Regions from separate parts of the Homo sapiens genome. Here regions 1 and 3 are each linked to region 2. Evidence: chromatin contacts called from ENCODE Hi-C or POLR2A ChIA-PET data. All regions are on one chromosome and are shown on one strand. Each heading gives the region's core, a stretch centred on a gene start or an enhancer-like site at or near the end of the contact. The rest is flanking DNA. Distances are from core to core; before and after follow the strand shown.

Region 1 (2,863 bases), core at 164-2,663, 160 kb after region 2:
CTAAATTATCTCACTACATTGGTTTCAGCTACAAAACTAGGAACAATTCAAATGCCCATCAGCAGGGTAACTTAATCGTGGTTCAATCACATGGCCGAGAGTGGGGGGATCCTCCGCAGCCTTTAAAAAGATGGAAGAAATGCTCTATGTACTGCCATGAAAGGCACCCAGAATAAACCATTTATTGAAAAAACCCGGTTGAAAAACAGAATGTATAGTATATAATGCCATTTGTGGTTTTTCAAACTGTAAGTCTGTGGTTCTATCTGAATAGAAAAAGGTCTAGAAGGAAGGTTGCTTGCACAACAAATTTTATAATGATCCCTGGGGGCTAGAATTCCGCAGGCTTTGCATTTTCTATTTTTTCTACTCCTTTATTGAATTTGTATAGTGTAATAAAAAGATTTTTTTAAAGAAAATTTTTACAGTGCTGGCCTCTGGTCTGTAGCTCCCTATTTCCCTCTGTGGCAGTAACTGGAGGCCTCAAGGGAGCTGCCACATCCTGAGTGTGTAGCTAAACACCCCTGCTGCTCCAGGAAACTCCAGCCTTGCTTGGCCTGTTTTTGGGTCTGTAAGAGACAACTCCAGGGTGGGTAGGGCCTCAGGGGCAGGGCCGTGTACCCAGTCATCCTGAGCCTGGTGTACCACCTGGTGCCAGGTGGTGAAGAGTGACTGGGCCAGGATGCCAGGGGGTGGAGTGGTGAGTTGCTGGTCTGCTTTGTTAGAGGAAGATGTCGGCATGGGTAGTAGGCTGAATCATAATCCCCAAAGACTTTGGATCCTAATCCCTTCGTATCAGTGAATGTTACTTTATATGGAAAAAAAGGTCATAGCAGATGTGATTAAGGATCTTGAGATGGGCAGATAGTTTTGGACTATCCTAGTAGGGCCTAAATGCAATCACAGATACCCTTAAGAGAGAGGCAGAGGGAGATTTGTCAAAACAGAAGAGGAGAAGGCCATGTGACTACAGAGGCAGAGACTGGAGTGATGTGGCCACAAGCCAGGGAATGCTGGCAGCCACCAGAAGCTGGAAGAGGCCAGGCACAGATTCTCCCACGACACCTCCAGAGGGCGTGCAGCCTGACTGAAACTGGATTTTGGCCCAGTGATACTGATTTTGAACTTCTCTGCCCTCTGGAACTATGAGAGAATCCATTTCTGTTGTTTTAAGCCACCAAATTCATGACGATCTGTGACAGCAGCCACAGGAACCTGACATAGCTGTCAAAAGTGAGGCTGGCCTGCAGCTGTTCAGCGTGCTCTTTCCTGAGGGCCTGCCTTCCTCACTCCAAGCTGCCCAGGCTGAAAAGAAAATGAGGCTGCTTCCTCTAGACATCCTTGAGAGGGGCTTATCTAATGAGTTCTGGCACTTGTGAGGAGGGGTGTGTGGATGTGGAGCCTACTCTTGCTCTCCACTAGCCTGGCTGGTGGTGAGGGGTTGCCCAGCAACCACAGAGGCTGGCAGGGCTCCCCACTGTGCCCTGGTTTCTCCTCAGAGCAGTTCTTGCCCTGAGTATTGTTAGAGTGCAGAGGCTATTAAAAAAAATGAAAACACCAACCCTCAAAATAACTTCCCAGGTTCTAAAAATGGAATTCTGCCCAGTAGTAATATTTCTCATTCTTGCAATAGTAAAATTTCTCACTTCCTCGTGCTCTGTAGGCTTGTGTCTGGCCCAAGAGGGAACTGCTATTAATGGCAATTTCTGCCTGATGTAATCCCCTTGGTGAGCCACCTGCCTGTGGATGGTGACACTCCTTTACCCAACAGGCCTTGCACCCTCCTCCACAGAACCTCCCGCAGCGTGTTAGGTTTTTGTCTGCTTTGATTGATATCCATAGTCTCTCTTGGTTCAGAAAATAATAACAACAATGATAATCAACCAATTACTTATATAGCTCTTATAATTGTCAGGCATTGTCCCAAGCACGGAATGTTTATTAACCCATACACTGCTCATGACTGTCCTGTGGGGTAGCTATTAGTATTATCCTCCTTGTACAGATGAGAAAACAAAGTCATGGGGAGGTTAAGAACATGTACAAGGGCACATAGCTACCAAGTGGCTGAGCTGGGGTTTGAACCCAGCCTGAAGGGCTCTGGGATCAGAGCTCTTACCTCCTGCATTGTATTGGCTGGCTGGAGGAAGGATGGGGAAGCCTTTCTCTGTGCAAAGCGAGCTGTCCTGGGCAGCTGATTTGGGCTTGCCCCCGGTGGGCCCTTGAGGTCTTTTGAGATCAGGGCTGTGATTGCCTGGAGAGGTCTCCCAGCAGCACACACTCTACCTTAGTGCCTTCCATATTCTCTTCCTGCTGGGGTCATTGCAAAGCCTGTGACTATGAGCAGGGTGAGGAATTATCCTTCAGATTTTGGGCACAGACCTCAGATGGGTGTCCCGGAGGAACCAATGTAAAGTCCTCAGGCCTGGGTGTGGGGTGAAGCTGGTTCCATTCTGCTCACATTTACTGGGCAGTGTGTGGATAAATAGCCCACAAGAGCGGAGGATGGTCCTGGGTGCTGAGACTAGAAGGGGAGCAGCCTCCTTTCCTCTCCTCATGGGAAGGACCTGTGGGAGAGGGGCAGGAGGAGGACGAGTGGCCTCCCCCAGGGCCCTGGGGTGAAATGAACAGGTGCCCATTCTCTCTGTCCTGCCCAGGGATGGCCTGATGTCTTACATGAACAGAGCCTAGAAGTTGGAGTGAAGAGACCTGGCTTCTAGTCCTCGTTCTCCCAAGTTTGAGGTGAGGTATCACTCTCTCTGTGTCCCAGACTTCCCCTCTGTAAACCAAGGGATTGGATGCGCTTTGATACAAAAAATCCCTCTCTAAAACCCATAACTGATCTGCAAATCCAAGTTGGTTT
Region 2 (2,500 bases), core at 1-2,500:
CAGGCACCGCTTCTCTCTCCTACACTCAACCCCTCTCCCACTCCACTGCCTCTCAGTGTGCAAAAACAGTAAGAAGTGTCCCGTATTTTCAAAATCTCTCCCCTGTAGTTCCCACCTGACTTCTAGTCGTAGGTGGCCAAAGTACAGTGTTTTTGAAGGATTGTTTTATTCCCAGTGCCTGGAATATGGTAGGATCTCAACAACTGTTGTTTCAATAAAGGAATGACCAAATGGGTGAATACTAATGTAACAATATCAATTCTGTTTCTTTCATAATTATTCTCATAAGTGTTAGCTTTCTTAAAAAATCATCTTCACAATTGGACCTAGACATTTTATCTTTCCCAGCTCAAGATGGATAAACTCAGAATGACAGGCCAGGCACCGTGGCTCATGCCTGTAATCCCAGCACTTTGGGAGGCGGAGGCGGGTGGATCACTTGAGACCAGGAGTTCAAGACCAGTCTGGTCAACACGGTGAAATCCCATCTCTACAGAAAATACAAAAAAGTTAGCAGGGCGTCGTGGCGCTCGTCTGTAATCCCAGCTGCTCGGGAGGCTGAGGCAGGAGAATCGCTTGAGCCCGGGAGGCGGAGGTTGCAATGAACCGAGATCGCCCTACTGCACTCCAGCCTGGGCAACACAGCGAGTCCCCGTTCCAAAAAAAAAAAAAAAAAAAAGACTCAGAATGACACATTCTTAATGTCTTAATGTATAATGAGAAGTATAACTATTCAGAAGTCCAAGCACTTGTGTGTGCATGGTGCTATCGTCTTGCTGTAGGCAAACCTACATGGGAATCCACCTTGACACATAGGCCACTTCCTGAGCCTGGACCCAGTCTCAGAGCTGGGGAACTGGCCCAATGCAAAAGGGTCGGGAGCATCTGCAACAGAGACTGAGCTCTATCAGCTTCGGTGACATAGCCTCCATTCACGCTCCCCAACTCAGCAGAGAGAGCACACCATCAGACTTCTAAGACTTAGTAGCCAAGAAGTGTTGAATTAAACTCTCTGAGACCTCTCTTTAGTCTGACCCTGGCAGCCTCAGTCTCCCAGAGCCTGTGGGAACTCGGCAGCCGAGAGGCAGAAGGCTGGGCGACGTCCGGAGAAGAAGAAACGGGGGAAGAACTTTTCTCTTACGATCTGGCTTTACTCTCACGCGCACAGCCGAGTCCCTGGGGACCCAGCAGAGGTCCGAAGCGGAGCGGGGCGGGGCGGGGCTACGGAAGCTGGCGAGGCCGAGCCCCTCCTAGTGCTTCCGGACCTTGCTCCCTGAACACTCGGAGGTGGCGGTGGATCTTACTCCTTCCAGCCAGTGAGGATCCAGCAACCTGCTCCGTGCCTCCCGCGCCTGTTGGTTGGAAGTGACGACCTTGAAGATCGGCCGGTTGGAAGTGACGACCTTGAAGATCGGCGGGCGCAGCGGGGCCGAGGGGGCGGGTCTGGCGCTAGGTCCAGCCCCTGCGTGCCGGGAACCCCAGAGGAGGTCGCAGTTCAGCCCAGCTGAGGCCTGTCTGCAGAATCGACACCAACCAGCATCATGTCCATGACACTGGGGTACTGGGACATCCGCGGGGTGAGTGAGGGTCCGCTGCACTGTGGGACCGGGCGCGTGGGCGGGAAGTGCCGAGCGGCTGGGGACCGGCTCTAGGGACGGTTCCCTCCTTAGGGCTATCTCTCACAGGAGGGCCTGTGCATGCCTGTGTGTGTGTGTGTGTGTGTGTGTGTGTGTGTGTGTGTGCGTGCGCCGGGGTGGGGGGGGGGTGCAGTGCAGTGTAGACTAGGGGCTCACCTGGTGCAGAGAAAGTCACCAAGTCAGGGACCCTCCATCTCTGACACGACCTGCGGGCCATCTCTTCCAGCTGGCCCACGCCATCCGCCTGCTCCTGGAATACACAGACTCAAGCTACGAGGAAAAGAAGTATACGATGGGGGACGGTAATGACACCCTTGTGTCCGGGCTCTGCCCACTCACGCTGAGTTGGCACCAAGCAACCCATGGTGGCCACCTGTGGCTACCTCTGCAGGCCTCCCCTGCTGGAGCTGCAGGCTGTCCCTTCCCTGAGCCCCGGTGAGGGAGTCCTGTGGCCTTGCAAGGCAGAATGCTGGGGCGGGATGCTGGGCCCCCTGTTTAATTGGGTTGGGTGTCCCTCAGAGCTTCCCTAAACCCTGGAAGCCTTAGCCGTGTGGGGTCCAGAGCCCTCAGCGGGATTCTTTGTCCCTGAACCCTGGGATGTGGGACTGAGTGGTCAGATTCTAGATCCACCTGTCTCAGGGATCTTGCCACTGGTTCCTTGGGAGGGTCCCCGGGAAGGAGGGCTGGGCTCTGGGGAGGTTTGTTTTCACTTCTTCTTCCCCACGGCAGCTCCTGACTATGACAGAAGCCAGTGGCTGAATGAAAAATTCAAGCTGGGCCTGGACTTTCCCAATGTAGGTGCAGGGGAAGGGGCGGTTTTGGGGGAAAGTGCGACGTGTCTCTGACTGCATCTCCTCTCCCCA
Region 3 (3,319 bases), core at 422-2,921, 130 kb after region 2:
CCACTTCCCTCACTACCCCTTACTCTCAGGCCACCCTAGAACAGTACTCTCTTTCCTCTGCTCCTACAAGGCTGCTCCCAGCCCATCTGCAGACCTATCTGCCTCACCCCTGGCCGTTTCCCTGGTCTACTTCCTCTTCTCTGCCCATCCCAGCATCTCTGCCTGATCCCACCCCCTCAGAGAGATCATTTTGCTCTCAGTCAGTCAGCAAGCATTTACTGAGCTGTAGAGATATCCTGGCTGAGAGCTCAGGCTCTGAAGCCTGACGCCTGGGGCTACAGAAATGAAACCCTCCCGTCCCCTGCTCACCTCTGGTGCACCTGGAGCATAAAGAGAAAAGGCAAAGGCTCCACCGCTGGATGCTGGCTTCACTTTGGCTTCTCCCTGCTGCCTAGTTACTGAGAAGAAAAAAAATACGGCAGGAAGCCCCATATAGACCATTTTTTCCCTCTGTTCTGTGCAAGAGTTACCTTGGTAGTCTTCAGGTGACTCAGCACTGGGGTTTACTATGGAGGGTGGGTCTGGGGGTGGCGAAGGGGAGCAGCTTTCTGGGGACTTTCAGACACAGGAGTAAGGAGGCCATTTGTGTTTTGGGGTCTGTAAAGAAGGAGCCCCAACCCCAGTGTGGATCCTGGGGAAGGAAAAGGGACTCAGACTCTGACCGCAAGGGGTGGACCTGAAGCCCCAGCAAACTGTCAGCCATCCTCTGCCATCCTTGAAGTCAGCCCCCAGAAGATGCATGTGGCCTGTGTGGTGCTCTGGTTGGCACAGGACACTCAGCCTTCTGACCACGTGGGAGCAGTTATCCACAGGTGCCACCTCAGTGGGAACGGGTCAGCGTCCTGGTTCTCCTGGCCAAGGTGCAGAAGTTGGAGCCTCTACCTCCCCCTCCACTTTTTGAGTACATGAGACCTGGAGGTTCTTGGGCAATTTGAAAGGAGAGGAAGATTCCAGAGGAAGGTATGTTTTTCTTTCAAGTATAGTAAATTAGGTCTGGATGGTTTTAATTGAAATTATACAAATCGAAGAAATGCAATAGTATTTGTACCTCCAATATCTGCTATCACTCAGTGGTCACAAAAACATCAGTTCCTATTTATCAAAAGCTTATGGTATGCCAGGTCTCCCATTTACATTGTTTTATTTAATCTTCAGGACAAGGTAGGTACTTTCTGTCACCATTTTACAGATGAGAAAACTGAGGCTCTCTACAGAGAGGTTAACTAACTTTCCCAAAGTCACACAGATAGCAAAGCTGTGGATTGGGCTTATAACCCACATGTCTTTCACTCCAAAGTCCTTCGACCACAAGGTCCACTCTATTGCTCTGTCTGGGGGTTCTCTGAATCTGTGGGGACCCCAGAAGATATGGACCTGCAGGGAGAAGCCATGGGATCTGGAGGCCCAAGGCCTAAGGAGACCGTGGGGCCTCCTTCAGGTAACTGTCTTCGGCAGCAGCTGCATCCCATTACACTGTGGACAGCAGTCTTTAGAAAGCCACCTTCTCCTGGGCTGCAAAGGAACAGGGTGACCACAGCCTATGAACCCTTGGGGCCCCTTGAGTTCCCACTGCCTGCCCGGCAGGGTTTCACAAACGCATTGACATTGATGTTGACAGGGCAGCCTGTGTGGAGGGTGCAGGAAGCCCAGAGGCCTGTGGCTGCCAGCATTGCTCAGAGTTTCCGCTGAGCTCTTCCTGCAGGGCCCTCCTCAGGGCTCTGCTAGCCAGCGCCCCCTGTCTTGAGGCCTTCGTGGACCCCAGCTGGCTCTGAGACAAGCTCAACTGACTCCAGGGCCTCTGAAGGGCTAGGAAGGCCCCATTTTCTGGGTGCCGAGCCTTGGGTTAGCTTCAGAGGCCCTGGTGATAGCCTCAGGATATCTGAAGGTTTCTTAGGACCAACGCCACCAGGTGGGACAGAGGCAGTGCTACTTCCAGTCAGAAGATCCAAGTTCCACTCTCAGATCCAACACTCGCTGGTTCTGCAACCTCAGGCGGGTGTCTTTCCCTCACCGAATTCCCTCCCCTATCTACCTCACAGGGCTGTTTAAAACCCTTGGCAACAGGAAAACACTCGGCCAGTATTGGTGGCCCTAGTAAGGCTGTGGGCTGACTGTGGGCCTGCCCCTAATTGGTCTTCTCACCTGGAAACTCAGCGAAGAGGCTGGACTTATGGGTTCCAGAAGAGGGGCAGGGCATTCCAGGAGGAGAGAGGGCTGAGCCCAGGCACAGAGTTCAGAACACACAGGAAAGAATTGAGCTCTGTGCCAGAAACTGTTCTAAGCATTTTACACATAATAACTCATTTACCTCTCTCATCGTTCCCATGAGGTAGGCATTACTTCACCCCATTTTACAGATGAGGCAATGGAGGCACAGAGGGGTAAAGTAACTTGCTCAAGATCCCATCGCTAGAAGTGGGGAGCCAAGATTTGGACCTGGGCAGTCTGGGAGGAGACCACCAGTGGAGGCAGCGGTGGTGGGACTGGAAAGGTTGGGAGAAACGCCAGGGACTGGGCCGCATCTGCCCTGCTCACTGCTGCAAGGCCAGCGCCCAGAGCAGTGCTTAGCACATAGTAGGTGTTCTTAGCCTGTTCCTGATACATGAGCTCCGCAGGTGTGGCTACCTTGCTTGTCTGGGGACGCTGACATTTCACACAACACAGAGAGGTTGGGGTTGCTGCCTCTGCCTTTGGGCTGAGATTCAGCCCTTTTCAGTGGGGCTATTGGACCCCTACAGCGGGAGGGCCCCTTGTAGGAAGGCAGAAATTTAAAATCGTTCCTTAATCTCCCTTTGGCCCCCTCCTGTTAGGGCCAGCCTCGCCTCCTGTACCTCCCTGGGGAGTGTTTTTAGCTCCCAGAACTTGGGATCCAGGTGGGCTGGGGGGCTGGGGGAATGCAGACAAACGGAGAAGCATGTTCGCTGCCGGCAGAGGCTGCTGAGAGACCAGCCTGTTTGCATGGCTGGAGCGCTGGGGGCTGGTGAGAAAGGAAGCTTCCTACTCTGCAGCACTCAGACCCCACTAGGAATGTGGCTTGGGGCCAGGATCCCTCTGGGCAAGAAAGGATGACTCAGCAGAAACAGCGTCCTGGCCCCACAGGACAACTGGAGCCGCTGCCCTGGGGGCTGGTACCAAGTGGCAGAGCTGCTGAATTAATGACCCCTCCACCTCAGCTTCATCTCCACCCTCCTACACCTCATCCCCCACTCCCACTCTCCCAGGCCTCCTTTAGAAGCCGTTCTCTGGGCTGGGGTTTTAAGACTCTCAGAGTGGCAAGACCTGGCCCCCTCCAGAAACTTTCAGACGGAATTGGGAGGCG

The links. Hi-C counts contacts between places; a loop is a spot of excess contacts on that map. ChIA-PET counts read pairs that join two places held with the same protein, here RNA polymerase II (POLR2A). Pooled maps may share reads with other maps.
Region 1: a loop to region 2 is called in a pooled map, with 4 times the contacts of the local background. The contact joins the enhancer-like site here to the promoter of GSTM4 in region 2. A Hi-C loop is called at or near these places in 7 of 50 pooled maps. POLR2A ChIA-PET finds 5 or more read pairs at or near these places in 3 of 52 experiments (Caco-2, K562 and activated CD4-positive, alpha-beta T cell).
Region 3: a loop to region 2 is called in a pooled map, with 2.9 times the contacts of the local background. The contact joins the enhancer-like site here to the promoter of GSTM4 in region 2. A Hi-C loop is called at or near these places in 4 of 50 pooled maps. POLR2A ChIA-PET finds 5 or more read pairs at or near these places in 2 of 52 experiments (H1 and activated CD4-positive, alpha-beta T cell).

What each region holds. Positions count from the first base shown.
Region 1 is chr1:109,814,983-109,817,845 of GRCh38, forward strand. No RefSeq gene overlaps it. Among named protein-coding and RNA genes, the nearest start is that of LINC01768, 12 kb to the right of the region's middle. RefSeq lists enhancers at 1,245-1,364, 1,515-1,564 and a silencer at 1,735-1,814. Within about 2 kb of position 1,414, at least 5 of the 41 ENCODE cell types and tissues checked have a DNase peak (open chromatin) inside an H3K27ac peak, as active enhancers do.
Region 2 is chr1:109,654,849-109,657,348 of GRCh38, forward strand. It overlaps GSTM4 (glutathione S-transferase mu 4), which reads left to right and starts at 1,251. Exons shown (of 8, transcript NM_000850.5): 1 at 1,251-1,577; 2 at 1,864-1,939; 3 at 2,367-2,431. The coding sequence starts at 1,542. RefSeq lists enhancers at 969-1,018, 1,892-2,477.
Region 3 is chr1:109,789,285-109,792,603 of GRCh38, forward strand. No RefSeq gene overlaps it. Among named protein-coding and RNA genes, the nearest start is that of EPS8L3, 27 kb to the left of the region's middle. RefSeq lists an enhancer at 1,876-1,935. Within about 2 kb of position 1,672, at least 16 of the 41 ENCODE cell types and tissues checked have a DNase peak (open chromatin) inside an H3K27ac peak, as active enhancers do.